Linked DNA regions of Homo sapiens: region 1 is linked to region 2. The links are chromatin loops, found by intact Hi-C in ENCODE. Cell type or tissue: PC-3. All regions are shown on one strand. Each heading gives the region's core, and the rest is flanking DNA. Links, peaks and the distances in the headings are about the cores only.

Region 1 (15,316 bases), core at 2,446-10,445, 130 kb after region 2:
TTAGGATTATCAAGATGTCACTTAGCAATGGGAATTTTTCAGCTCCATTATCGTCTAATGAAACCACCACTGTGTATTTGGTCTCTTGTTGAACAAAGCATGTTGGAACATTCTATGAGGTACCTTATGTTGCTTTTAAAAATATAAACAGATTTCTTTCAATAGAATTACACATTTCTTTATTGGTTTGCATTCTAAAAACGATCAAATTTAGTACAGTTGTCTCTCAGTAAAGGGGATTGGTCCCAGGACCCCTGAGAATACCAAAATCTGTGGATGCTGAAGTCCCTGACATAAAATGGCATAGTATTTGCATATGCACATCCTCCCTTATACTTTAAATCACCTCTAGGTTACTTATAGTCCTAATACAATGCTATATAAATCGTTGTCATACTGTGTTTTTAAAATTTATATTATTTTTCATTGTTGTATTGTTACTTTTATTATTTTTTGAACATTTTTGCTCTGTGATTAGTTGAATCCACAGATGCAGAGCTGGTGGATGGGAAGGGCCGACTACAGTTTATTGTTTAGCCAAATGGTTCTAGACTGCTGTTTACATGTTTCTGATCAGAACAAGCATTGCAGGACTTTAGTTACAGAAGTCCATGGAATTGATTGCATAGATTTAATGGCTGCCCATGTCTACCCAAAGGCCTATTTTGACTCTTGATTCTTAGCCCCATTCTGAAGAGGTAAGGTTATTGTATAGTTAACAGATGGACAAGACTTTTCCTTCCTTCCTTCCTTCCTCCCTCCCTCCCTCCCTCTCTGCTTTCCTTTCTTCCTCCCTCCTTTCCTTTCTCCCTCCCTCCTCCTTTCTCCTTCCCCTCTCTATTCCTCCCTCCCCCGTCTATTCCTCCCTCCCTTTCCTTCCCTTCCTCCCTTTCCTCTCTTCTTCTTGCTCTGTTGCCCAGACTGCAGTGCAGTGGCATGATCATGGTTCACTGTAACCTCGAACTCTTGGGCTCAAGGGATCCTCCTGCCTCTGCCTCCCAATTAGCTAGGACTATGGGTATGTGCCACCATGTCCACACTGAAGAAATAAACAAAGCTTCCTTAAATATGTGGTAGAATTTACCAGTGAAGCCATCTGGGCTTGGAGTTTTCTTTGTGGAAAAGTTTTAAATTATAGCTTCTGTTTCTTTAACAGATAATAAGGGCTCTTCAGGTTTTCTGTTTCTTTGTCAGTTTTGATGAATAGTGCTTTTCAAAGAATTTGTCCATTTTATCTAAAATTTAAAATTTGTTGTTTTAAAGTGTTCATAATATCCTCTAATTATCTTCTTTATAGGATTTGTAACGAGGTCTTCTTTTAATTCTTTGTTTTGGTAATTTGTATTTTCTCTCATTTATTTCTTGTTCAGTCTTAGTAGGGATTAACAGTTTTGTTAATTTTTTCAAAGAACCAATGTTTGGCTTTGCTTGTTTTCTCTTGTTATCTCTTCTATTTCACTAGTATCTGTTATTAGTTTCTCTCTTCTTTGGGTTTAGTTTGCTGTTCATTTCCTAACCTTTTAAGTTGGAAGCTTAGAGTGGTGGTTTTTACTTTTTCTATTTTCAATAATTTTCCCTCCAGGGACAGTTTTGGCAACCCTTCATGCTATCGTTCAGTTTAGAATATTTTTCTAGTTTTCATTGTGATTTGACATGCGGGGTTATTTAGAAGTGTGGTGCTTTATTTCTTAACATTTGGAGATTTTCTAGTTATTTTTCTGTTGTTGCGTTTCATGTAAATTCGGTAGTGGTGGAATCTATGGGTTGATTTTTTTTTTCTATCAGATTTGAAAATTCTCAGCCATTGGTTTTTCTAGTATTGCTGATTTCCCATTCTTTCTTTCTGTTCCTTCTGGGCTTTTAATTATGCCCAATATCTCATACTTTTTTGTGTTTGTCTTTTTCATTCATTTTTCTCTCTGTGCTTGGTTTGGATATTTTCTATTGACCTGCCTTCAAGTTTGTATTGTGTGTTGTTATACTCATCCAATTTAGATATGGTATTTTGCAGTTGTAGAATGTTCATTTTATTCTTTTTTATGGATTTTATTTCTCATAATACACTATCTTTTTATCCCTTTTCTTTTTTTTTCTTTAACATGTTTATCATAGTTTGAAGTCCTTACCTAGAGATGCTATTCTTTGGATTACCTCTGGGTCTGCTTCTATTGAATATTTTATCTCTTGATTAGTGGCTACTTTTTCTTGCTTCTTTGCATGTTCAATAATTTTAAAATATGTGCTGAACATTGTGGTTGAAACGTTGTAGAAGCTGTGAATTGTCTTCTTTTGAAAGATGTCACATTTTGTTCTAAGAGGCAGTTAAATTATCAGCTCTTCATCTTTGTTCTGTCAAGGCCTGGTATAATGTTTTCTTAGGTTAGGTCTGTTTGAGCTTTGTTTATATTTCTTCAGTGTGGTCCATTTTTCTAAGGTGTGGTCTTTGTGGGGTGTCACTTGAATGTCCATGATCTTACCAAGATTTCTCAGCTTTGGCTGGGCTCCAATGCGAACAACTAACTTTCCAGCACTGACGTTTGGGATTTTAATTTACCAGTATCAGCTTCCTAGTGGGTCTCCTGTGTTTTTGTCTAATCATGTGCAGCCCTGGAAATGAGCAGGAATGGATGTGAATTTCTAAGCAGACTGGTGGGGTTCCCTTTCAGTAGCTACCACGTGTCAAAGCACTCTGACCCCTCAATCCTGGCCAGTTTTGTTCAGAACTCTGATCTCTTATTTTCTCTAACAAGTAAGATCAATGTTTCCTGTTTAGACTTCACTTTAGTACCCATTCCTAGAAAATGCTCCCAGGGTAAAGTAAGTCTTGGGGGAAATGTTGGACTACTTCATGTTTTCTTCTTTTTCAGGGATTGCAGCCTTGTGTTGATTTCAGTCCAGTGCCTACAAAGAGTTGTTTTTTATGCAAGTTAGGCCATTCTTACATTGCTATAAAGTAAACTTGAGGCTGGGTAATTTACAAAGAAAAGAGGTTTAATTGGCTCATGGTTCTGCAGCTGTACAAGCCATCTGCTCGGCTTCTAGTGAGGTCTTGGGCTGCTTACAGTCACAGTGGAAAACAAAAGACGGGCAGCATGTCATGTGGTGAGAGTGGGAGCAAGAGAGACAGAGTGGGAGGTGCCACACCCTTTTAAAACAGATCTCATGAGAACTCACTCACTGTTACAAGGACAGCACTAAGGGAATGGTGCTAAACCATTCATGAGAAATTCGCCCTCATGATCCAGTCACCTTCCACCAGGTCCCACCTCCAACACTGGGAATCACATTTCAGTGTGAGATTTGGTGGAGACGACATCCAGACTATATCAGTATATTTTGTTCGGATTTTAAAGTTACTTATGGTTGGAGATTAGGTCTCATATAAGCTGTTCTCTGTGGCCTAAAGCTGATTTCCTTTCATTTTGTTTTATTGACACATTAACTGCCTTTTACGTTAGATTTATTGCTTTGAGTTATACTAGAAGAAACTTTGGTTTGGTTGTCATTATAGTATAGGTCCTGTATTTCAGAAAACAAGGTTAATTGGGAAAACAGCTTATGTCAGTTAATTTATGATGTAAAATTGGATCTCTTAATTGTCTGTTGTGTTCTTTGTGCTTCAAGGAATCATCTGCTGCAGTTTGCTTTAGAGTCACCAGCCAAATCTCCTGCTTCTTCCTCTTCAAAGAATCTTGCTGTCAAAGTATATACTCCTGTAGCCTCCAGACAGTCTTTAAAGCAGGGGAGCAGGTTAATGGATAATTTCTTGATCAGAGAAATGAGTGGTTCTACATCAGAGTTGTTGATAAAAGAAAATAAAAGCAAATTCAGCCCTCAAAAAGAGGCGAGCCCTGCTGCAAAGACCAAAGAGACACGTTCTGTAGAAGAGATCGCTCCAGATCCCTCAGAGGCTAAGCGTCCTGAGCCACCCTCGACATCCACTTTGAAACAAGTTACTAAAGGTAGGAAGTTATTTTCATATGTGGAAATATGGACATCTTTTCATCCACATGACATAAGAATAAATAGGCAGCATCTTTGAGGGGGAAGGAATGGTAAAGGACAAACCAGATTTTACCATATCACAAACCTCAGACATTGTTGTAGATATGTTTGTTCTCTTTCTCTCTCAGAAACAGGAATTCAGGCTGACTGCTACAAAAAGGAAACAATTTTAATTAGTTCAGCCTTCAAGTATGGCAGTAGCTTTCTGTTTTCAGCTTTTAATCTTTCTTCCCCTCATTCAACATATCAGTTCCCATTTAATCTTGAAAAGCTCTTTTTATCTTATTTTACCACCACTTGAATGCCTCCTCACTGTTCTGCCTGCCATATAAAGCCTGTGACAATTTGAGGCCTAACCTAGTCATCCCGCCTTATTGCTCACCTCTCTGTCTCAGAAGTCCTGCTCTAGCCTCCCCACTGTTCCTCCAGTACACTGAGGAATTGGCAAACTACAACTGGCAGATCTAATCTGGCTTGCCACCTGTTTTTGTAAATAAAAGTTCACATACCCACCCTATTCTCTGTGACTGCTTTCATTCTACAGTGGCAGAGTTGCATGGTTGTGACAGAGGCCATAGGATCCGTAAAGTCTAAATTCTACCTGGCCCTTCACTAAGAATGTTTGCCGGCCCCTGTTCTATACCTTTCCAGACTCTATCCAGATCCTCACTATTCATTTGTTATGTTAGAAAACACTGTCTCACATCACAAAAGTGCTATAGCACTTGTTTTCTGGACTGTTTTGTATCCCATTTGCTTAACTGTTTGATGAATATGTCAGCTTGTTTAACTTTTTGTTTCTGTATCTTCTTTCCAGTGAAGTTTAGAGCACCTTTTAGGCAGAAACTCTTAGACATCTTTGGTATACCCATACCACACGTAGTGCAGAGATGTGAGTGTGTATTAAACTTAGATTGAAATTAGTTTATTAGTACTTAACGTGTTTACATCTTTTAAAGATATATAAATTTCACTTATATTTTCTACTATGTCTATCCTTAGTCTTTTTACCAATTGACAGTTCTTATTGTAGTATTTTTTAGCTTGATGGTTAACTGTTTTTCCCCTAGCGGAACCTTTTTTCCCAAATGAAATTTTACGATAAACCATAACGTATAAAATAGATAAAACAGATTGTTCTGTTCCACCTGACCTCCTTCTGCCTATTATCCATGGTGGTCTGTAGGCCCCGAGATACCCCCACAGATCCCTGCAACTTTATGAAATAGTTTGAGAATGACTGTGTTCCTTAATTTTAACATTATATATGGAATCATCAGTGAGAGCTAAATTAACAAATTTGTAACCATTGACAAAATTGAACTCAATAAATTATTAAACTACCTTTCCTTCACTCGGCCCTTGGGCCAGGTGTGTCTTACTTAAGTCGTTACTATTGCTTCTGGGCTAAACATGGATAGCTCCTAAGGGTTGGGAAAATTTAAGATGAGTTCTATAGTTTGGTCATACCTTGGTAGAAAAGATGTAACCGAAACATTTTTAATAAATGAACTTTCAAGCTTATTTGCAGTCTCTTTCTCTGGGACCAGGACTTCAATTTTGTGACTTCCCACAATTTAGCCATTACCCAGTAACCAGTCTGTCCCACTCCTGTTGTCCCGATGGGCCATTCTTTTTCTTTTCTGCTTTTCTAAGTGCATGTTAAGTTGGGATTCTTTTTTACTTTACTTGCTGAAAAGATGCCAGTTTACATACTTTTGCCCCTTCTACAATTAATAAAGTCTCTCTTTTTCTTTTTAAAAAATACAGTGGATTGTCCTGTTTGCGGGGTTAACATTCCAGAAAGTCACATTAATAAGCATTTAGACAGCTGTTTATCACGCGAAGAGAAGAAGGAAAGCCTCAGAAGGTAAGGAAGTTGAGCAGAACCATTGAGCTACTTTAGCTGGGTGCCTCTTGTGCTTACTTGGGGGAAAATTACAGTATTCCTTTTATCCTGGTGACCGTATTTCCTGCTCTTACTTGCTTTCTTCTTTACTCCTGTTGGCCACTTCTTCCAATCCCTCTCCTCTGTTCTTTCTTCAACTCCCACTTTGCCAAATATGATTAGCTATATTGAATATTTGAACTGCTACTAAATTTTGACTTAATAAGAAATTAGTGACTTCAAATTCAATTCTTTTTAAACTTGTTTTTTTCTCTTAGATTTTAAAAACTACCAAAAAGCCTCTTGGCCAAAGAAAGCAAGGTTAGACTCTGAATATAAGATATAAAAAACCTTTCTCTGATCTTTAGGATGCTCAGAAGTTTTAAAATTTAAAATTGAATTTTTCAAAAAATTTTGACTAGGAAATTATATAAATATATATGATATAAAAAGGTACAAAAATGCATATATGAAATGTAATGTCATACCCCACACCACCCCCCCATCCTCCAGGTATTGTAGCTAATAAATTGTCAGCTCAGTATTTACATCTAAACAACTGTGCTGTTCTACCTCCCTTGTACATGAAAATAACTGTAATTTCTCATGCTAGTCCACTATTGTTACACATATAAGTTGTTCAGGAATGAAATACTAGTCAAACTTAAATTGCAAGGCATTACGGAATCAGTGGATAATAAGCAGAAGACACAATTTAGATGAGTCTGGTGATGAAGGGAGAAAGATGAGATGGTAGTTTGGAGAAGCAGTGAGTGGCATAAAGATCAAGGGTTGTTCTTTTTAAAAATAGGAGTTTAAGCCTTCAGTCTCTTTCCTTCCACTATTTCCAGGGAGAGAGCAGAGGATAAATGGAAGAAAGTGAGGAGCACAAGAGCCCAGTAATGAGGTTATCCTTGACATGCAGAAAGGACCCTTCTGAAACAGGAGGCAAGGGCAAGATAATAGGTGATAATTCAGAGAGATTTGGAAAAGAAGAGGAGGGAAGCTGAAGAAATTAATGGTATCTGAGAAGTGGGGATGAAAGAATGATTTGCTTCTATGTTCAGTCTGTTTTGAAGGACTTTGAAGAGTATTTTCCAAAAACCATGTTAATAAGACAGAGCCATAGTATTATTTTTTGTGATTAAAGAAAATACATCACTTAATTTTTATGAGTAAATTTGGAGTGAATGCAGATTCTGAGGGTCAGATTCATACTGTTACAACTTACAAAAGCTAACATATAAGACACAATGGTGCTTTATTAAGGTAGACATACTTGAGTCCAAACCTGGGGCAGTTTTACATGCACAGTACTCCCACCTAGTGGGTAAGTTTGTTAATGAGAATAAAATTTAGATTTTTAGGTTGCTTAGTGGTGATTTGGAGTAAATGAATAGTCCTAAGGATTATTTCCCATAAGCCACGAGAGTTTGATGAACTGCTTTTCTCTTTAGAAATGCATGAGTTGGGAATATAGAAGCTGAGTATATTCTTTTGGAAGAGTAAGGAATCTGCACTGATTATCTTGCATGGACTCCCCTTTTTCTAGATCCATCCATCAGTTCGAATACATTTCTGATACATCATTTCTGATGCTGTCAGTTTGTTTGAAGACATACTCGTCCATGTGTAATTAAGTTCTAATAGTGGTTTAAATTCCTGCTTCAAAGAACACTATAGTCCTGCCAGTGCTCTGTAGTGAACTTATAAGCACTACCTCCTGGATCCCCCTCTTAGTGTGTTAAAGGCTTTGAGAAGTCCTACATTAAGGGTTACTGTTAGGTTTTGTTTAATTTAGTAATCCTAAATTTATTTGACCGCCAAGCCTTTCTGTTCTCATCACTTCCATCTTACAAAACTGGTGTTTGTGGAGATTCTGAAGACAACACTGGGCCATGTTCTTCTTTAGTTGTATCTTGGCCACGGAGTCAGGTCATAGAGAAAAGGCCCTGTGAGTTTTCCTGTCTCCTCCACAATATTCTGACAGGCCATCTGCTGAATGTGAGTGGCAGCCCTTAACCCTTCTATATAAAACCATGTCAGAACTGCCTCAGATTCTGAGGCCCCTTAAATGTATTACTCAGTTCCACTAAATCATGGAAGAAAAATCAATGTCATTTTCGTGTTTGGGGAAACATTTATCAGGTTTCATGTTTTAAAATTCCTGATAGAAATTGTTGATCTCTGGTGGTGCTTTTTATTGTAAATGCCAGTGAACAGTACAGTTCTTCACTGGAATTTCACAGTCACAGTTTAATCATCTGTCCTTGATAAAACAAATATTTTAGATACAGACGTAATGAATCATCTCTCCCTGTGTGCTTCTGTAAACACAAAATGATTCAGCTGTTGCTACCTACTGAGATTTCATTTTGCCATAATTTTATCAACCTTGTAGAGTCAGATGGGTTGTCATTGTAAGAAGAGCAATTTTCAGAAAAATATAATCTATTGAGAGTTTGCAGGTCTTTTCACAGTTAATTAGTTATTTCTGGCTTTTAGACTTTGTTAATACAGCATAAAAGACATAATTTATTTGGGGAATGGCTCTGTTGGTTAATAGAGAAATTTTTGATTGTTTTCAGTCTATACCTGACTGTAATATTTCTCTGTTTGATTATTGGACCGTTTATATCAGATTTACTCTGGAGAACCTTGTTGAAAATAGAGATTTTAGAGCTCCACTTCAGACCTGAACCCTAATTGGTGGATGGTGTGGAGAAGGGGATGGAGAATCTGCGTTTTAAATAAACTCTTTAGGTGCTTCTTAGGTACACTAACGTTTGGGACAGCCTTGTGTGAGCTAGTTATATGCAAATCCTTTGTAAAAACTTGTTTTTTGGATAAACCTATTATTTCAAGTTTCTGTTAATTTTCACCTGAATCTTTGCTATTCTTATTTTGAAATGATAGCAAGTGTAATGACCTCCTTGAGCACATTTTTGTTAAGCATCTAATTGCCATAAAGCTGAGCCAGGTAGAGAACCTGCTATAATCAGGTGAAATGAATTAAAACTCACTAAGAAGTTCCTGTTTATGGAATTGCTTAAGTCATTGGTACTTTTATGTAGCTTGAATTTTAGCCCACTAGAATTTCTAGCATGCTTTAAAGAGGTGGAAAATTGAATAGGTCTATGTAAGTGTGATTCTAAGTGAAGTCCTCACAGCATATTCCACAAGCGTTACATATATGTCTTCTAAGTGTGCCTCTTTAGGTCTGACCTCTTTTTGAGACCCAAGTCTCTCACTTCTGGTGCCACCTAGGCCCCTGTGTCTGAATGTCTTACCAGCACCTCAGATACATCATGTCAGACACTCAACTTTATCCACAAACTTGATTTTTCTCTCCCCTTTTTAATCTAATGGTTCTACTATTTTCCCGGTCACCCAGGTGTTGAATCAGAATTTATTTGCCATTTTACATGAAAAGCATTTGATAATTCACAATAATCATCAGGTATCTTCCCCCCTTTTCAGTTCTGTTCACAAAAGGAAGCCGCTGCCCAAAACTGTATATAATTTGCTCTCTGATCGTGATTTAAAGAAAAAGCTAAAAGAGCATGGATTATCTATTCAAGGAAATAAACAACAGCTCATTAAAAGGCACCAAGAATTTGTACACATGTACAATGCCCAATGCGATGCTTTGCATCCTAAATCAGGTAAAGTAATAAAACAGTGAGTTATGCTTACTTTCTGGATAAAGCAATTTTGTGTAGCTCAGAAATTATAAACCATAGAAAAATATTGTAAATAAATACATTTTTGATAGATAAGACGTGCAAATGTGTTCCTTCAAAAGGTACCTAGAGTATGCTATGATAAGCCAGCCTTCCTCTCAGCCTGCCTTCCAATCCCCAGATCCCTTCTCAGAGGCACCCCATTGCCAGTTTCTCATGTGCCTATCTAGGGAGAATGTGGTGGGGAAGAGTGGATCTGGAGAGCCTGGGTTACAGTGCCCGTTTTTCAGCTTTGTGGCTTGGTGACTGTGGGCACGTTACTTGATATCTCTGTACCTCAGTTTTCTCCTTCATAAAATAAGGGTTATAATAACTACCCACTTCATAATGTTGAGTGAAATAAATGATAAAAGGCATGAAAAGTGCCTAACACAGTACCTTAGCAAGTAGTTAGCTTTCAGTAAATGTTGCCATTATGATTATTGTACACAAACATATATCCTTTTCATTACTGTTTTTACAAAATGATAGTATTCTGTGTAGTGCACTATTTAGTGGTTGGTTCTTTTCATTAAACCACACACATACATTGGAGTTCTTTCTATTAACATATAGAATTGCCTAATTTTTAAAAACTTGGAGAATAACATGCAAACATTAAAACACACAAATTATAAGTGTATTGTTTGGTGAATTATCACAAACTAAATTTCATAAAGTGAAATGTCATTGTAGCCAGTACTGAGATCACTACCAGCGTCCCAAAAGCCCTATCTGCCCCCTCCCATTCACTCCTTCATTCTCACATTTGACCACTGTCTTGACTTCTAACCCCATATGTTCATTTTGCCTATGTTTGATCTTTAAATAAAGGGCCAATAGCTTATGTATTCTTTTGTGCCTGCCCTCATTTGTGCAACATTATAAGATTCATTCATGTTTTTTTATATGGTCATGTTTTTTTCATTTTTGTTGCTATATGGTATTCCATTGTATAAACGTATCATCTTATCCATTCAGTGTTTAATAAACATTTCATTTTGTTCCCACTTTTCCTCTATTAATAATGCTGCTACAAATAATCTTTTATATATCTTGTGGTGCACATAGGTGCATGTTGCTGTTGGATATATATATACAGGAATGGAATTGGTGTTATATATTTGCAGATATTCAGCTTTCATGGATACAGCCCCAAATTCAGTAGTCATGTACACTTTCATCAGGAGGGTGTGAGGGTGTCAGTTGTTCTGCACCCTTGACAACATCACCACTGTTAACTCTCCATTTTAGCCATTCTAGTGGGTCCATGGTAGTACCTTGTTATTTTAATTTGCATTTCCTTAATGACTTATAAATTTTATATGCTTGTTGGCCATCTGGATGTCCTCTGTAGTGAAATACCTGTTTAAATCTATGTCCAATTCTTCTGTTCTGTGGGCCTATTTTTATTCTTATTTGTGGGAGTAATTGAAATTTCCTGGATAAAAATCTTTTGCTGGATGTATGTACATTTCTAATTTCACCTTTTCACTCTCTTAATGGCATCATTGAAGAGTAGAAGTTCCTAAAATAGTCCAATTCATTACATTTTTCCTTTTGATCAGTGCTTTGCCTTAGCCTACTTCAAGATCATGTGGATCTTCTCTTGTTTTCTTTTAAAACTTTATTGTTCTTGCTCCTAAATTTTGATGTACGGTTTATCTGGAATTGATTTTAGCATATGTTGTGAGGTAGAGGACAAGATTGTCTTGTTTTCTTTCCATATGAATAACCAATTGATGCAGCACCACTCATTGAAATGCCATCCCTTCTCCCACTGAATTGCCAGAAGTCTTGGCTGAGAATCAGCTAATTGTACATGTGTAGGCCTGGACATTGTTTTGTTCCATTGGGCTATTATTTACCGTTGAGCAGGATAAATAATGTGTGTCTTAAGTACTTTATGAGTAATTTATAATAGGTCTTGCTGTCTGGTAATATAGTTCTTCCAGTTTTGTTTATTGAGGTTGACTTGTTTTTTCTAGGCCTTTTGTATTTCCATATAAGTTTTTAAATTGGGATTACATTGAATTTATAGATCAATTTTGAGATAGTTGATATCTGTATAGTATTTGAGTCTTCCAATTCATGAATATGGTTTGTCCCCTTTTTTGTCTTTGATTTTTGTCAGTAATGTTTTGCAATTTTCAGTGTGAAGGTCTCACACATCTTTTTAAAGAGTTATTCTCTGATATTTTTGATGCAGTGGTACACGATGTTTTATTCTAAAATGTCAATTTTTATTAGTTGCTTGTACACAAAAATACAACTGGTTTTTCTATAGTTTCCTTATATCCAATGGCTTGTCGCTTTTTGTATGTGCCCTTTTTATTGATGTATAACTTACTCACATGTAATACATCCTTTGAAAGTGTATAGTTAGATGAATTTAGGCAAATGTATATTGTCATTTAGCCATTGCTCTAACTGAAATGTAGAACATTTCCTTCATCAGCAAAAGTTCCAGTGCCCCTTTGCTGTATATTCCCTCTCTTTTACTCTAAGACCTCAGGAAACACTGATCTCTTTTTTTGTCCCTATAATTTTACCTTTTCTAGACTGTCACATAAGTGGAATTACACAAATTGTATAGTATGTAGCATTTTACATATGGTATCTGTCACTTAGCATAATACTTTTGAGATTTTTCCATGTTGTTGCTTTTACCAGTAGTGCATTTATTTTTTATTTTATTTTATTTATTTATTTATTTTTGAGACAGAGTCTCTCTCTGTCGGCCAGGCTGGAGTGCAATGGCGCGATCTCGGCTCACTGTAACCTCCGTCTCCCAGGTTGAAGCGATTCTCCTGCCTCAGCCTCCCGAGTAGCTGGGACTACAGGTGCCTGCCAGCACGCCCGGCTAATTTTTGTATTTTTAGTAGAGATGGGGTTTCACCATATTGGCCAGGCTAGTCTTGAATTCCTGACCTTGTGATCTGCCCGCCTCTGCCTCCCAAAATGCTGGGATTACAGGCATGAGCCCCCGTGCCCAGCCAGTGCATTTATTTTTTATTGCCAAGCAGTGTTCTGCTTTATAGCCATGCCACAATTTGTATATCCCTTCACCTGTTGATGGACAACTGGACTGTGTCCAGTTTTTTTATTATCAGTAAAGCTGTTATGAACATGGGTTCACAGGTCTTTATGTAACCATATGTTTTCATTTCTCTTGGGTGGAGTGGAATTGCTGGTCATATGGTAAATGTAACTATAAGAACCTGCCATACAGTTTTTCAAATGACTGAATCATTTTGCATTGTGAGAGAGTCCCACTTTTGCCACACCCTTGCTAACACTTGGTATTTTCATTCTTCTTAATTTTAGCCATTCTAGTCAATGTGTAGTAGTGGTATCTCATGATGGTTTTAATTTGCATTTTCCTGTGACTAGTGGTGTCTGCTGTCTTTTGATAGTTTTATTTGCTATTTGTATATTTTCTTTGATAAAGGCTTGGTTGAAATATTCTGCCCCTTAACTCTTTTTATTGATTTGTAAGTTATTTATATATTCTGGATACTGAATTTTTAAAATATATGTGTTGTGAATATTTTATCTTTGTATGTGGCTTACCTTGTCATTTTCTTAATGATGTCTTTGAAGAGCAGAGAGTTTTAATTTTGACGAAATTTAATTTACTTTTTTTATGATTTATGCTTCTTGTGTATCATTTCATGATTTTTTATGTATACAATTGTGTTGCATGTCAACAAAATATTTGCTTATCCTAAGATCACAAAAAATTTCTCCTGTGTTATTTTCTAGGAGTTTTATAATTTTCGCTTTTATATTTAAATCTATGATCCATTTTCATTTAGTTTTTCTGTATGGTGGAAGGTAAATGTCAAATGTCAAAGTTTATTTAAAAAATATGTATATCTAGTTTTTCAGCACCATTTGTTAAAAAGACTATCCTTTCCCCATTGAATTACTTTGCCCTCATTGTCAAATCCTAACGGCCATGTATATAGCATGTGAATCTATCTAGAATCTATTCTGTTCCACTGATCTATATATCTGTCCTTTCACTCATGACACACTCTTGATTTCTGTAACTTTATAGTAAGTCTTAAAATTATCAGGTAGTATAAGTCCTTCAACTGTGTTCTCAAAATTGTTCTAGGTCCTTTGCAATCCCACATAAATGTTAGACTCAGTTTTGTTGTTGTTGTTCCCCTAAGAAATGTCAGGCTATTATCCATTCTTGTTGTTCAGTGTTTTCTGAACACTGAGTGTAGAAATAGCCACTTTCACTTCGCCCCGATGTTACAGGCATAGCAGAGCATCTGCATCTGTGCAGCTGGCAGGTCCAGGACAGCATCTGCAGGGCAGTCAGTTTATTAGTGTGTACCTTTTGGGATTTTGAGTGAGATTACATAGATCAGCTTAGAAATGATATCTTAACAATATTAAGACTTTTAATGCACAGTCGTGGTATGGCTCTTTAGGCCTCCTTTACTTTCTCTCAGTAGTGCTGTCTACTTTTTTATGTGTGTGTGTTCCATGTATTTTGTTAAATGTATCCTTAAATATTTCATGTCTTTTGGTGCTATTGTGAGTAGTTTTAAAATTTTTATTTCTCATTGTTTATTACTATTTTAAAGAGTCATTTTGACATTTATTTTTGTATATTTACTTGTATACTATTAACTAGTGAAACTCATTTCTAATTGCTTTTTTATAGATTTCATAGGATTTTTATATACACAATCAAGTTACATGCCAATAAAAACAGTTTTATTTATTTATTTTTTTCAGTCGATATGCCTTTTATTTATCTTTCTACCCTTGGTTAGTTGCATTGGTTAGAACCTCCAGTGTGATGTGGAATAAAAGTGGTGTGGGCAAACATCCTTTCCTTTCTCCAATCTTTTTTTTAAATGAATTTCTTAAGAAAGGATCTCTGACTTTCATCTGATTTTTCAAGGGTCTGTCTCCCCAGAAGGAAGAATAATTGCCTTCAAAAATCATTTGAGTGACAGTACTATTGCATCAATATATGTTCTTTTAATTCTGGAATACCCCAACTTATAGGTAAAACATTTAGTCTTTCACTATTAAGTGTGATAGGTTTTCATAGATGCCTTTTATGAGGTTGAGGACATTTCTTCCCTTCCTAGTTTATTATTATGAAGGCGTGTTGAATTGTCATTTCCTTATTCTACATCTATTGAGATTATTATATTTTTATTTATTTTGTGATATGATTTATAACATTGAGTATTAATCAGTTTATTGAAATATAATTCATATAATACTGAGATATAATTCATACCCACCTGAAGTGTACATACAGTTCAGTGGTTTTCAGTATATTCACAGAGTTGTACAACTATCATATTAAATTTTAGAACATTTTGTTACCCTGAAAAGAGCCCAGTATCCATTAGCATCATTATCTACCAACCCTTCCAGCCCTAGATAGCCACTAATTTACTTCTGTCTCTATAGAGTTGTCTATTCTGGATATTCCATTTAAGTGGAACCATATAGCATGTGGCCTTTTATAAACTAACTTCTTTCACTTAGTATAATGTTTTCAAGGTTTATCTGTGGTCAATACTCACTTATTTTTCATTGCCAAATAATATTCCATTGTATGAATATGTCACATCTTTGTGTCTGTTCATTAGTTCAAATCTGACATTTTTCCACTTTTTGGCTATTATAAATAATGCTGTTATGAACATTTATGTACAAA
Region 2 (15,316 bases), core at 2,469-10,468:
GTTTAATATTTAAATTTAGAAATAGAAGATACATACACTTGGTTAAAAAAATAAGACAGTAATTAAACAATAAAAGAAGGTACCCAGGAAGAAGCATGTCTCCTGACTCTTTCTCCATCCCCGTATAATCTCAGTTACTAGGTTATTAGTGTCCAGTTAGCCATGTCTCCTTCCAGAGACCTTTTAGCCATCAATCAGCACACACGTTTGGGCATATCCCACACATTCCTGTTTTATGCAAGTGGTGACAACTGTACTTACTATTCTGCATCTTGCTTTGCGTTCATAGGTATATTTTGGAGATTGTTTCATCTCAAGAATAACTAGAGCCTCCAATCATGTACAGTGCTTGTTGAAGGCCAGGGGCTGGTCTAAATGCTTTACATGTACCGATCCATTTCATCCTCATCGTAACCCTTTGAGGTAGGTGGCATTATGACCACGCCCGTCTTAGGGATGAGAAATCTGAGGCACAGAGAGCCCAGGTGGCCAGCTCAGGGTTGCCCAGAGGGGAAACAGCAGAACCTGCTCCAGACTCCGAGTGCTTAAGCGCTCCCCTACACTAGTGATATAAATACATTAAACTATTTATATGACTATATAGAAACTACTTATCTGGGCTGGGCTTGGCTCACGCCTGTAATCCCGGCACTTTGGGAGGCCAAGTCAGGCAGATCGCTTGAGCCTAGGAGTTCAAGACCAGCCTGGGCAACGTGGCAAAACCCTCTCTCTACAAAAAATACAAAAAATTAGCAAGGCATGTTAGCGGGTACCTATAGTCGCAGCTACCCGGGAGGTTGAGGTGGGAGGATTACCTGAGCTTGGGAGGTGAAGACTGCAGTGAGCTGTGATTGCACCACTGCACTCCAGCCTGGGGGACAGAGTAAGACCCCGTCTTAAAAAGAATTAAAATTTAAAGTTAAAAAATAAACTACGAACCTGCATTTATTGTGGAAGGAAATGATACTTCACATTAGCAGATGAAACACAGTTTGGTATAAATAGAAGCGTTCTGTTAGTTAAGTGAAAATCAAGCAGTGTTGTATATTCAAGCTTGTGCCTGCCAGAGCAGCAGGCGAGAAGCTTTGAAGATGTGTGGGCACGACTGTTTTTTCCTCCTGATGTAATCAAAGGATCCTCAGAGAGCTGAAAGGGGTGAAGAACAGTACAGTAAACAATGCAAGAAGATACACAGAGAGAAGCATATCTCCTGACTCTTCCTCCAGCCCTATGTCACCTCGGTTGCTGTGTTACTAGTGTCCAGTTTGGCAGTGTTTCCTTCCCATGACACCGAAAGTCACCTTGCTAACACAAGTGGCAACACTGACCCAGTGCCAGATAGTGGGGCTCTGACACTCGGTTTCCCCCGTCTGTGGGATGAAGGTGTGGAGTTTGAGGAATACTGAGGCTCCTGCCGGGCATTGATCTTCATGCCACTGTGCCCTGGAAGGGAGACCAGGGTCCTGGCTCAGACTTAGGGCAGGGCAGCTCTGCGGGGCTGTCACAGCCTGCCAGCCAGGGTGTGTGCACAGTGTCATCCAGGGACGGAACTGGTCCTAAGCAGAATGGAAGAGGTTTCCCTCTAGGTAACCTTCCCTTCTCTTTCTGCTGTCCTGCCCAGACACCCATTCACTAAGAATACATGTATTGATCATCAGCATATCCAGACCACGAGATGTGGCTGCACACTATGACAGGTGCCTTAGTGGGGATATGACAGTGTGTGGGAACATGGAAGAGGGGGTGATGAAATCTACTGAGTATCAGGAAGGTGCCAGAGAAGAGATGGTATCTGATCGACAGTGGACAGTTCCTGGGTGCAGAGAGGGGCAGAAGGAGCAGCACTTAGCGCGGTGGGAAGCAGCACCCGGGATGCTGGAGGGAGCCTCCGCCCAGTCAGCACTGCTCCTGAGTCACTGCACTGAGCCTGGCCGGTTGGGATCAGGACTGATATGGGTAGTTGGGGAGGCTGAAAGGGAAGGAAGTCTGCCTTTTGCAATTTGTTTAGTGGCAAGGGACTGGAATCTGGTGCAAACTGGCTTAGATAAAAATGACACTCTGTTGAATCACATGAACATGTAGCTCAGGTCTAACTGGATCCAGGGGCTCACACACTGATTTGTCTGTCTCACCAGTACGGCGTGTACTCTGTGAGGCCAGAGACCCCAACTGTCTTCTATACTGTATTTTGACTGTAGTGCATTTGGTATAGTACCTGACACATAAATAAATATTTGATAATTGAAGGTGTAGCTGTTCTCCCCGCCAATATACTCACTAGATCAGAGGCAGTAGAACTATGCCTCCCCCATTTTACCCTTTTCCCTCCTTCCTTCTCTTCCTACCTTCCTTCCCCACTCTTTCCAATCCATCCATCCATCCATCCATCCATCCATCCATCCATCCATCCATCCATCCACCTTTGAGAATCAGTCTCTCTCCCACTTCTGGTTTGTTTTCCTCTGTGTGGACTTCATGATCTGGCAGGCTTCTCCCATGTGGTGACAAAAATGGTCCCTAGCACTGCAAATTCTCCTCCCATTAGCCTCTCCCCACCCTCCAGTGGAAAGAAAACACTCCCTTCCCAGTGTTTCCAGTGAAGCCCTAGGGTAGCATCTAATTGGCCTAGCTGAGCTTCCTATGGCCAGATGAACATAAGTTTACGGATTGGCCAGGCCAGGGTCTCATGCCCACCCCAGGATTGTGGGGTGATGTCAAACTCCCATGAACCACGTGTACTGAGAATAGTGGAGGGGAATTTGGGGGATTTCCTCAAAATAAAATTAGGGGGCTATTCCCAAAGAAAGAAGACTGGATGAGTCTGGGCAGAGAAAAACAACAGGTGTCCACTGAGGAGGAGTCCCTTGGGGAGAATGAGGAAGTGGTTCCATTGGCTGGTGCTCCTGATGTTCATACCTGACATACCTGATGTTCTTCCACCTTTCAGCTGCTCCCCAGTCCTGTTTGCCTCCTGCTCCCCTGGGCTAATGCTCACTCTGCTCCCTTTGTCTGGGACACTCCACCCCCATCCCAAGCCCTGCTCACCCAGCTAACAGCTACTCTTCCTGCAGTGTTCAGTTTAGATGTCACTTCCTCCGGGAAGCCTTCCTATGGTGCCTAGTACGTCCTTCATCATTGTACTTATCCCACCATGTGATCATCACTTGTGTAATTGCCTGTATCTCTACTACAGTTTGGATCCTATGAGGGCGGCGACCTGCATGTCTTCCACACTGTAGTATTGCCTAGCATAGTACCTGGCACATAATGAACTGCTCAATAAATATTTAATGATTGATGGTACAGCAATCTCCCTACTTCCAAGTATGCTCAGCAGAACACAGGCAATAGAACTGTACCTCCCTCATTTTACCCTCTCTCCCTGCCTTCTTCTCTTCCTTTCTCCCATCTATCTACCCATCCCTGCATTTATCCACCCACCCACCCATCTGTTCATCTGTCCATCCATCCATCTACCCATCCATTCAGCCATATTCACTGATCCACTGATCTTTTGATCTGTTGATCCAGCCAGCCCAGCCAGTCATTCATTCATGCAAATATGTGTTGATACTTGCTGGGTACCAGGCTCTGCTCTGGTACAGAGAATACTATCACGAACAAGACCCTGGCCTCAGGACTTTGCTTCTCTTTTCCTTCAAGGAGGTCTCAGTCATGCACTGGCCTAGGGTTTCACCCATACACAAATGCTGGAAGCAGTGAGCCACTGTGCCCAGGGACAGCCCTGTCTGCAGGGTGGAGGAAGCACACAGGGACTGCATCATTGAGAAGCTGTTTTCTAACAACTGATCCTTATCCTGCTTCAGGTGTCCCTTTATGGATGCTGTCAACTTCCAGATTCTGTTTGCCTTCTTTTGCATTTAAATGAGGGGCTGAAAGATGGTACAGATAACACTTTGCTGTTTTCAGAATCTGAGGATCAGGGAAGAGGCAAAAGGCAATGTGTGCAAAGCAAAAGGCAGTGTGATGACCAGAAGAGGCAATGCTTAGCGGTAAACAGACCTGGCCTGCAGTCCCAGCTCTGCCTGGCTTTTTGTGTGACATTGGACAGCACTCTTGCTATTTCTTTTCTTTCTTTCTTTCTTTTTTTTTGAGATGGAGTCTCGCTCTGTCGCCCAGGCTGGAGTGCAGTGGCACAATCTCGGCTCACTGCAACCTCTGCCTCCTGGGTTCAAGCTATTCTCCTGCCTCAGCCTCCTGAGTAGCTAGGAGTACAGGGGCCCACCACCACGCCTGGCTGATTTTTGTATTTTTAGTAGAGACAGGGTTTCACTATGTTGGCCAGGCTGGTCTCAAACTCCTGATCTTGTGATCTGCCCGCCTTGGCCTCCCAAAGGGCTGGGATTACAGGCATGAGCCACCGCGCCCAGCCCGCTCTTGCTACTTTTGAGCCTCCATCTCCTCAAGTGAGGGGCTAGGACACCAAGATTTATGGAGGACCTTTTATTCTGAGAACACATGCAACTGAACTTGGTCCAAGAACAGTGGTCTTAACTGACACATCCCTACGAAGTCCTTCCCTAGACTCCCTGAATAGAGTCTGGAGGGCTGGAAAGTGAATCCCTTCCCTGGCATCAAGTGGATGGGTACCTCTGAGGGGCCCTTCAGACATCCCCAGTTCAGGAACTTGGCCTCAGCTGAGCTCCTGCATCCACCTCTGCCCCTTCCCAGCCCTGGGCACACTGCTGCTGGCAGTTGGTCACTTGATAATTTGCAGTTGACAGCACTTTCCCCATCTACCCCCTTCTGATCTTCACCAGGCGGACACGGAGAGGACACACCTCTCCACAGCTACCCAGCAAGTAGTGGGAGGGCTGAGTCTCAAAACCAAGTCTCCCGAATTCCAGTGGGCTGGAGGAGCCTTTCACCCCTGTTTTACAGTTGAGAAAGGGGTACAAGGAAAGCAAAACAACCATGTGTTCAGTAGGCCCAGGCTCTGGGGTCAGCCACCTTGGCTTTGAACCCTGACTCCACTTACCAGCTTTTCACCTAGAGAAACTTACTGACCTATTCTGGGCCATGGTTTTCTCATCTGTAAAGCAGGGATCATAGGATGCCTATCTCATAGGGTTTTTTTGAGAAATAAATGAGTTAATATAGGTAAAGTGCATAAAGCAAGGCCTGGCAAGTAGTAAGTGCTCAATAGATGCTAGCTGCTATCATTGTTGTTACTGTCATCACACTACCTCCCAGGATTAGGGAAAGGACTCATTGAAATGCTCCTTTACTAGAAGGGCTCCTGGAAGGAGGTTTGCAAACTTTGAAGCAATAGATAAGGTTAAATATTATTTAATGCATCCTGGACTAGCAATATTGAGCTAACTGTTCTAGTCTATTGAGCTAAGGACCATTCATGCTGAAGCCCATGTATCAGGTAATTAAATAAAAGAAACATCTAGAGGATTCTGGGTACAAATAGAGTCATTTTGGAGAAACTTCCAGGTGAACTCTTTGGTGGCAGCTGTCTGTCATAAGTCACCCTCGGCAGTGGAGTTCACTGTTATTCTTGGAATCAGGAATCGAGTAGATCACAGGGAGTTTGGCCCCAGGGTACTTGGGTTGTCTTCTCCAAGCATGGGATTTTTGGAATGAAGTTTAGAGGCTGTCTGGGAAGTTTGGCCTGTCGGAGGGCAGGAAGAGTACTCTGTGGCTCAAGAAGAGTAGAAAATGATGTAAAGGGAGAGAAAATAAAAAAAGAAAACTAGGCAAAGGATATGTGGGAATTGAGAACACCCAGCTGGGCTGTTGACCTTGAGAGAGTGGATGGATGCATGGTGATTGGACAGGAAGATCTAGCTGTAAATAGAAAGGCTCTCTTTTCCCCTGAACTACCCAGCACAGATGACAGATTCGTGGCGAGGCAAGCAGACTCAGAAGCCAAAATAGAAAAAGGAGATGTAGCAGGAATCATTGAACGCAGACGGGGATGGGATCCAGACATGAAAAACACCAGCAATATGGTGGTGAGGCAAAGAACCCAGGGTTGTCTGTGGATGTGGAGGGACATGTCGAGAAGGGGGAAGGTGGGGTCCTGGAGACAGCCGCAGCAGGCGTTCTCACACTTTAGCCACACCTATTTTATTTTATTTCTTCTTTACATTCCATCCATTTTTGCTCATTTGTAATCTCCCTAAAACTCCTAGAAACCCCCTTCTTGCTGATTTCATCCTCTCTGTATGCCAGTTCCACCAAGACCATATCCAAATAACTCAATGGACTCATTTATTTTATTTTTATTTTAAGTTCCAGGATACATGTGCAGGACACGCAGGTTTGTTACATAGGTAAACGTGTGCCATCGTGGTTTGCTGCACCTATAGGCCCATCACCTAGGCATTAAGCCCCACATGCGTTAGCTATTTATCCTGATGCTCTCCCTCCCGCCGCCTCCCCTGACAGGCCCCAGTGTCCTTTTAACCAAGGCATGAAGATCATCAAAATAGGCGCCTGCTTTGATTATCTGCAAGTCTGCAGTCACCCCTTTTGGCCACTAGATGTCGAGAACGCATCAATATGGCACATATTCTGGTCCATTGAGTTATTTGGATGTGATCTTGGTGGAACTGGCATACACAGAGGATGAAATCAGCAAGAAGGGGGTTTTTTGGAGTCTTAGGGAGATCGCAAATGAGCAAAAATGGACGGAACGCAGAGAAGCCGTCTTTCCACCAAGACCCATGAAGAAAAGTTGACTGCATTTTAAATCCATGTATTGTTTTCCAAGTTTGGGGGATTTTTAGGATGAAGGAAGAAGGGAGAAACATGGCATAAAAATATATTTTTTTTCACATTAGTTAATGTTCTCCAGAGCTTGTAAGCATTTCCAAGTGAGCATGTTTCAGGTTCTTAAACCCTGAGCCCAAATCAGGGATAATAATGATGATGATGGTGGTGGTGGTGGTGGTAGCATCTGATAGATACCTCCATGGCTCTTACTATGTGGAAGGTATTGTTCTCAGCACTTTACAGAAATTAACTCATTTAGTGCTCATAACAAGCATAGGAAGTAAATTTTTATCCCATTTTTACAGACGAGGAAGCAGAGGTCAGAGAGGTTGTGTGACTTGTCCAAGGTCACACAGCTAAGGAGTGGGACCATCAGGATTCAGCCCAGACACTTGTCCATATTCTTACCTTCCATGATCTACAATATATGTTGCCACATTGACTCCTGGCCAGTGGCAAAGGCAACTTTCTGAACAATGAATCAATGCTGTGATTTAATGATAAAAGTCACAGAGCCTGGGCGTGGTGGCTCACGCCTGTAATCTTAACACTTTGGGAGGTCAAGGCGGGAGGATCACCTGAGGTCAGGAGATCAAGACCAGATTGACCAACACGGTGAAACCCCATCTCTACTAAAATATAAACATTAGCCGGGCATTGTGGCGGGTGCCTGTAATCTCAGCTACTCAGGAGGCTGAGGCAGGAGAATCACTTGAACCCAGGAGGTGGAGGTTGCAGTGAGCCAAGATCATGCTACTGCACTCCAGCCTGGGCAACAAGAGTGAAACTCTGTCTCAAAAAGAAAAAATAAAGTCACAGAATTCCTCATTCTAATAAACGCACTTCACAGCACTTCAAATGACAAGGAATAAGATTTTAGGGTTGGCCAGGAATTCATTCTGAGTTCTCTGACTTACAGGGCTTGGTTAGATAGGAGCACGTTTCATTCCTGGGGGAAGCCTTGGCTCTGTTAGCTGTTACAGTAATCCAAGCCACAGAAGAGAATGAACAAGGCCCAGGAGCCATGGATTCCAGAAGTTTCTTTGTTTCTTAGCATAGAAAGATGATCATACACTTGGCATTGCAGAAGAAAAGTACATTTCTGGTTGGGGACCAGTAAAAATGCTGTTGGTATGGAGCAGCCCAGCCAGTGTTCAGGCTACTAAAAGTATGCCTGCTCAGAAAATGGTAATGAATTAAAAAAATTCATTAAGGGCTGGGTGTGGTGGTTCACACCTATAATACCAGCACTTTGGGAGGCTGAGGCAGGAGGATCACTTGAGCCCAGGAGTTTGAGACGAGCTTGGACAACATGGCAAAACCCCGTCTCTATTTATGAAAAAATGATACAGACAATCTAGGATGATCTGGTAGAAAAAGTGGTGGATTAAAAGTGAGAGGCCAGATTTCCAATATGATTAAATATATATTTACCATATGACCCTCCATCCCACGCCTGGGTATTTACCTAAGAAAAATCAAAATACATGTCCACACAAAGAAATGTACATAAGTATTCATAGCAGCCTTATTCAAAAATAGCTAAAAACTATAAACATCTCAAGTAGCTGTGGACATATGACTAAGTAAACAGATTGTGGCATAGCCATACAATGGAATACTTAGCCATAAAAAAGAAGTTCTGATATGTACGGCACCATCAGTGAATCTCAGAAAAGTTATGCTGAATGAAAAGAGGGCTGATCCAAAGGAGTTTATATTGTATGATTCCATGGAACTGGATTCTAGAACACACAAAACCAATCTACAGTGACAGAAGGCAAATCTATGATTGGGGCTGGGGTGGGGTCAGGGATTGGCTGCAAAGGGCCATGAGGGATCTTTCTGGTGCAGTGGAAGTTCTATATTTTGCTTGTGGTCCTGGATACATGGATGTAAAGTCTGGCATCTCTGCACTGATACTTTGCACCTCCGAGCCTCAGTTTCCCTGTTTGTCAAACTAGAAGGTTGTTGGATTAGATGATGTCTAGAATTTCTTCTGGCTCAGAAATTTCCCCTGTAATAACAATATCCATTTTTTTTATTATGGAAGTAGAGTAGCAAAGTGCAATTTGCTTTATAGGAATTGTTTTTATAGGCAAGGATGAATTTATTCCAGAGAGCATAGAATATCTATTGGGTTACTTAATATTACTCATTTTGGGTACAGAGCCATTTGCAGCCCATTGTACTTCAGGAAACAGCTGAGAAAATGATTTGTGTGTAAGAAGGATGTTTCCCATTCAATTCCCATGGGTGTGGGAGGAGGGGCTTTCCCCGCGGCACTGGGAGGAGACGGAGGGATGCCACAGTCACTACTGGCAGGGCTAGAGAGGACAGCTGAGCAAGGGCCAGGCTTGCCTTGTCACGTCTGACAGTCCCCAGATGCTTGGAGCTACGGTTACCCTTTTAAATTTCCTCCTTATTTATTTATTTATTTATTTATTTATTATTATTTTTTAATTTCCTCTTTACTAGCCCATGCCTGGCTCTTAGTTAGGGCTTAATGATGTTGTTGTTGATGATGATGGTGATGGTAATGACCATCATCATCATATCCAGTCCTCAGAGAGTCTGTGCAAAAGTAAAGGAAGGCAGGTGCCCAGAGTGTGTTTTGGGACCAGGGCAGTGGCCAGCTAGAGTGTAGAACTTGGTATGGAGCCAGGAGTAACAGGGAGGGCCGTGCTGGGCCATAGCTGGCTGCTGATTTCCCCTACTTGTGCACCCCCAGGTCATGAAAACCTACCACATGTACCATGCAGAGAGCATCAGTGCGGAAAGCAAGCTGAAGGAGGCTGAGAAGCAGGAGGAGAAGCAGTTCAATAAGTCAGGAGACCTCAGCATGAACCTGCTCCGGCACGAGGACCGGCCCCAGCGCCGCAGCTCTGTGAAGAAGATTGAGAAGATGAAGGAGAAGGTGAGTGGGGGCCCTGGGCTGGGAGCGATTGGGGACAGGGCACAAAGGGGAGGGCCATGGTCTTGGCGGACAGCCTTAGCCTTCCCCCTTATTCCCCTGCATCCCAGTGGGGTGGTGGTGGGTAGGGGGGATGGGACAATGTAGCCAGCATCTCCTCTTTTGGAGATCGGTGTCCTAGTGGAAGCGGAGCCAGGCATGCCCGTGCTAACACTGGTTAGGCCTGGCTTAGTGCTAAGGTCAGCAGGCAGACGAGGTGCTCAACTCACAAGAAAGCTGAACTGTGACGAGATTCACACCCAGCAAGCACCTTCTCAGATGAGCTGGAATCACAAGGCATTAGCGGGAGCAGGGGCTTGTTCCAGAGGCCAATTTGATGGCCAAGGGTAGGGGCGGGGGGTGAGGTGGGAACTGATTGCTGAATGTGTCTCAACAAGAGGGACCAGCACCTGGAAAGCTGGTGAAGGGCTCATTCCAAAATTGCCATTGCCAATTCAAAGATGAGAGAGTTAGAATCCCTGTGTATTGATTCTGGAAAAGTCCTTTAGTAGGGTGTGGTGGGAGGAATTCTAGCTTTGGAGTCAAATGAGCTGGGTTTTGAAAATGCCACGTTTACAACACCTCTCTGAGCTGCAGTTTTCAAATCTGATAGGAGTGGCAAATTCGTCTCATCTCTCATGTCAACTCTGATCAATTGCCCAGAGCACTGGGCTGAGAATTGTGAAACTCGAAACAGATTTAGTTAAAAACAGTGCTGTAGGGCTGGCCACAGTGGCTCATGCCTGTAATATCAGCACTTTGGGAGGCCAAGGCGGGAGGATCGTTTGAGCCCAGGAGTTCGAGACCAGCCTGGGTAAAATGGCAAAATTCCATCTCTATTTATGAAAAAAAAAAGGCAAAGAATTTGAATAGATGTTGCTCTTAAAAAAACATGTATGAGTGGCCAATAAGTACATGAAAAGATTGTCTGGGCCAGGCATGGTGGTTCACACCTGTAATCCTAACACTTTGGGAGGCCAAGGTGGTCAGATAGTTTGAGCCCAGGAGTTCGAGACCAGGTTGGGCAACATGGCAGAACCCTATCTCTACAAAAAATAGAAAAATTAGGCAGGTGTGGTGGCATGTGCCTGTAGTCCCAGCCACTTGGGAGGCTGAGGTAGGAGGATTACCTGAGGGAGGTCAAGGCTGCAGTGAGCCATGATCACATCACTGCACTCCAGCCTGGGCAACAGAGTAAGACCCTGTCTCAAAAAAAAAAAAAAAAAAAAAAAAAAGATTGTCTCTATTATTAGTGATTAAAGAAATGCAAATCAAACTCAGTGAACTATCACTTCATACCCACAGGGATAGCTAGAATTAAAAAGGCAGACTATAGGAAGTATTGGTGAGAATGTGGATAAATTGGAATCTTCACACACTACTAAAGGGAATGTACAGTGATTCTATCACTTTGGAAAGCAGTCTAAATGTTAAACATAGACTAAGTTACCATGTGACTCAACAATTTTATTCCTAGGTATCCACCCAAGAAAAATAAAAACATATGTCCATTCAAAGACTTGTACATGAATAGCAGCATTATTCTTAATAGCCAAAAGATGGAAATGACTCAGATGTTCATCTGCTGATGGATGGTTGAATAAAATGTGGTATATCCATGTGATGGAATATTATTCAGCCATGAAAAGGAATGAAGTACTGACAAATGCTGCAACATGGATGAACCTTGAAAACAGTATGCTAAATGAAAGAAGTCAGTCACGGAAGACCACATATTGTGCAACTACATTTATGAAATGTCCAGCATAGACAAATCTATGGAAATAGAAAATAGATGATTGGTTTCCAGGGGCTAAAGAAGAGGAAAATGGGGAGTGACTGTGAATGGGTGCAGCATTTCTTTCTGGGGTGATGAAAATATTCTAAAGTTAGATAATGATGATGGTTGTGTGACTCTGTGAATACAGTAAAAATAAATAAAAATAAAATAAAATAACCAAGCAGGGAATGATAGGACTACAACATAGGGAGAAGGAGAGAGGTAGAGTGAGTGCTGACTGGAAGTCCAGAGGCCGATTTTTAGTTCAGAGTTGTATTTTTGGTTCGATTAGCTACTTGGCTCTTGGGCAAGCCACTTCTCTCCAGTTCTCATTTCCTCATCTATAAAATAGATGAGTTTAATGAAAATACCTTTAACATCCTTTCTAGGTATAACATTTTATGAGTCTATGAAGGGCTAAAAAATGGTCTCAGGGTCATGGTCATAGTTGTCCACTGGAAATAGGCCAAGAATATCAAAACTCTCTGTGGGGGGTCAGGTGCATGGCTGGCGTAGGATGTAACTGCCAGGACCCTGGGGAAAAGTTAGAGATCTCTGAAGAGAATTAAAAGGATGAGAACTCACTGTGGAATAGGAAGGTGTAAGAATGTCTAGGCAAAGGAGAAAAACCATTTATTTACAGAGACCTGACTTTTTACACAGCAATGGGACTCATCAGTCTGAAAGGAGCAGGGGACAGCTCTCCAGCCCACTTCCTCTTTCCTGCTCCATTCCCAGGCTGGCTTAGCCAGGAGCAGCTCCCTGGGGGGCAATTGGGTCCCTGCTGAGATGGGCGGCTCTGGCTGCCCCACCCCACCTCTCCCATCCAGTCATCCTCCCTCCCTCCTGTCCTCCAGTCACTGAAAATGACTGAAAATGACCTTGTGCAGGGACAGTTCTGGGCGCTCCAGACCTAGCAATGAACAAAGCAGATCAAGTCCCTAACCCCACTTATTTTCTAATGGGAGATCACTGACAATCAACAAGTAAATAAAAGGGTAGAAAAAAATACAGTTTCAGGTGGTGGAAGTGCTTATTAAGAAAAGAGCCGGGCAGGGGTGGGCAGAGGGAGTGGGAGAGGTAGATGAGCTTGTCATCGAAAGCCAATCTGGCCTTGAGACCTTGGGCCAAGGCTGAGGGAACCATGAGTTTGAGGGCCTTGAGACAGGAATGAATTTTGCCTCTTAAAGGATGGACCAAGGAGGCTGAGCAAATGAGGGGGAGCCTGGGGGAAGGTGGAGCTTGAGAAGTGGATGGGACAAGGCCATGGAGGGCTTCTCAGGTGCGAGCAGCAGTTTGAGACATCACTGGAGGGTGCTGGGTAGGGGTCTTATTGATTGATTGATTGAGACGGAGTCTCCCTCTGTCACCTAGACCTGGAGTGCAGTGGTGCAATCTCTGCTTACTGCAACCTCTGCCTCCTGGGTTCAAATGATTCTCCCATCTCAGCCTTCCAAGTAGCTGGGACTATAGGTGCATGCCACCACACCCAGCTAATTTTTGTATTTTTAGTAGAGATGGGGTTTTGCCCTGTTGGCCAGGCTGGTCTTGCTCTCCTAACCTCAGGTGATATGCCTGCCTCAGCCTCCCAAAGTGTTGGGATTACAGGCCAACGCTCCTGGCCAGGGATCTTATTTACACCCCACCCTAGCAAGGACCGTCAGAGGCTGCTGCTCATCTAGTGTCCTCATCGGCTGTGCAGGTGCAAGGTGCAGGTGTAAGGGGAGCTGCCTGAGTCCAGGTCCAGCCCTTACTCATCTAGCAGATGGAGGTCTTCCATAGGTGTGGCTGTGCAGGGCTTGGGTGGCAGGCAGCTACTATAAAGAAAAAAAAAACCACTGGGCCGGGCATGGTGGCTCACGCCTATAATCCCAACACTTGGGAGGCTAAGGTGGGAGGATGGCTTGAGGCCAGGAGTTCCAGATCAGCCTGGGCAACATAGTGAGACCCCACCATCTCTAAAAAACTTGAAAAACAAAAACAAAAACTAGCCAGGTGTGATGGCATGCATCTATAGTCCCAGCTACTCGGGAGGCTGAGGTGGGAGGATTGCTTGAGTCCAGGAGTTAAGGCTGAAGTGAGCTATGATCACACCACTGCACTCTCACCTGGGTGACAGAGCAACACCCTGTCTCAAAAAAAAAAAAAAAAGGAATAGAAAATCACAAACCCCGTCCTCTTAAATGGCTTGCTCTTACATCTACTCTTTTCTTCTTCCAGAGGCAGGCCAAGTACTCTGAGAACAAGCTGAAATGCACAAAGGCCCGGAATGACTACTTGCTCAATCTGGCAGCCACCAACGCAGCTATAAGCAAATACTACATCCATGATGTCTCTGATCTGATCGATGTGAGCTCCCTGGGGAGTCTGGGACTGAGCAGGGCCCACACCAGGGCTGGCACATGTCACTGGCTGAAGGAGGGGCTGGTCTTTGTCTTTACCTGACATTCTCGGGTAGCCACAGCTCTTTTGAGCCCTGCTGGAGGGGAAGGGCAGTGATTTGGGGAGGTGGAAAATGAATGTTACCTCGTGGTGTCTATTTTCACGAGTGGGACATGGGCCTCTGGTGGCCCCAGTGCAGTTGGCTTGGGCAGTTGTATATCCAATGGCAACTTCCCAAGTACCCTCCTGGACACCAGGTCCTTTGCTGGGTTTGAGGGGTTCAGGGGGGAACCATACACAGTTCATGCCTTGGGGGATTTCCCAGTGTGGTAAAGGAGATGTTATTAGTAAAATGTTTGGCGCCCCTAGGGCCACTCAGCCAGACACGTGTACATGCGAAAGAAAGTAGCGAATGAGACAGACTTAATTATACAGATCAGCTTTGTGTGGGGAAGTTATCTCGGGAGAAATCGGGCAGCTTAAGCAAATGGAGAACGGAACACTGACTCCCGAGTACCCGCTGTGCAGGACACGCCACAGGGACAAGCAGACTGGGAGAAAGAACACTGTGAGCGGTGGTGCTGGGGAGGGCTTCTGTGTCATCTAAGTAGGAGCCAGGACTGTTTCTCTCATGTCCTCCTTCCTGCACCGATGGGGGAGCTGGCCCTGTCCATGTTTAGTAAAGGCTTGGTATGGTCGATGGACTCTTTTCCTGGTGTATCCTGTCGGGAAGTCAGGGGGCTCCTGCTTTTCCCGTGGCTCCAGAGGGGGCCCCATTGTCAGCATCGCAAGGAGAGGGAGCTCCCAAATGGCCCAAGGCCAGACCTTCCTCTTTCCTGCTTTTCGCTTTCTTTTTTTGCCCTTTCAGCCCCTTTATTCATTCATTTACCATATATTAATTGAGCACCTGCTGTTGTCTGGAACTTGAGGAGCAGGAGCAGTGGGTTGGCCCTCGGGGAGCTTACCTCGCCAAGGACATGTTGATAGGTGATTTTAATACTAAGTGGCAGGGGTCACAGTGAGAGAGGTAGAGGGAAATGTGGACCCCTGGAGGAGGATCACCTGACCAGCTCTGAGTGGGGAGAACATCAAGGAAGCTTTCCTGGAGGAAGTGACCTCTAAACTGAATTCCGAAAGAAGGGTATTCCAGGCAGAGGGGATGCATGCACACCACCCTAAAGAAGAGAAAGATGGGCTCACGCTTGTAATCTGAGCACTTTGGGAGGCCGAGGCGGGTAGATCACAATGTCACGAGTTCGAGACCAGTCTGGCCAACACAGTAAATCCCTGTCTCTGTTAAAAATACAAAAATTAGCTGGGCTTGGTGGTGGGCACCTGTAATCTCAGCTACTCGGGAGGCTGAGGCAGGAGAATCGATTGAACCCGGGAGGCGGAGGTAGCAGTGAGCCGAGATCGTGCCACTGCACTCCAGCCTAAGTGACAGAGCTAGACTC

The links. Peaks named below come from ENCODE experiments on the same cell type or tissue, not always from the same donor. Only the 100,000 strongest peaks of a DNase experiment are listed, where the experiment ranks them.
Region 1: it touches region 2 in a loop (14-fold over the local background); 3 of 110 quality-filtered maps call a loop at or near these places.

Annotation. Positions count from the first base shown.
Region 1 is chr3:8,930,113-8,945,428 of GRCh38, reverse strand. RAD18 (RAD18 E3 ubiquitin protein ligase) reads left to right here. Exons shown (of 13, transcript NM_020165.4): 5 at 3,625-3,962; 6 at 5,776-5,875; 7 at 9,374-9,558. LOC124900561 (small nucleolar RNA SNORA43) reads right to left here and starts at 13,934; the gene lies at 13,797-13,934. In PC-3, for the core only: a CTCF peak has its summit at 7,235 (motif pointing left); a DNase peak (open chromatin) is centred at 8,188; H3K4me3 peaks cover 1,266 bases; H3K27ac peaks cover 1,369 bases.
Region 2 is chr3:9,058,744-9,074,059 of GRCh38, reverse strand. It overlaps SRGAP3 (SLIT-ROBO Rho GTPase activating protein 3), which reads left to right. Exons shown (of 22, transcript NM_014850.4): 5 at 9,479-9,664; 6 at 13,701-13,829. Among named protein-coding and RNA genes, the nearest start is that of RAD18, 100 kb to the right of the region's middle. In PC-3, for the core only: a CTCF peak has its summit at 6,521 (motif pointing right); a DNase peak (open chromatin) is centred at 6,509.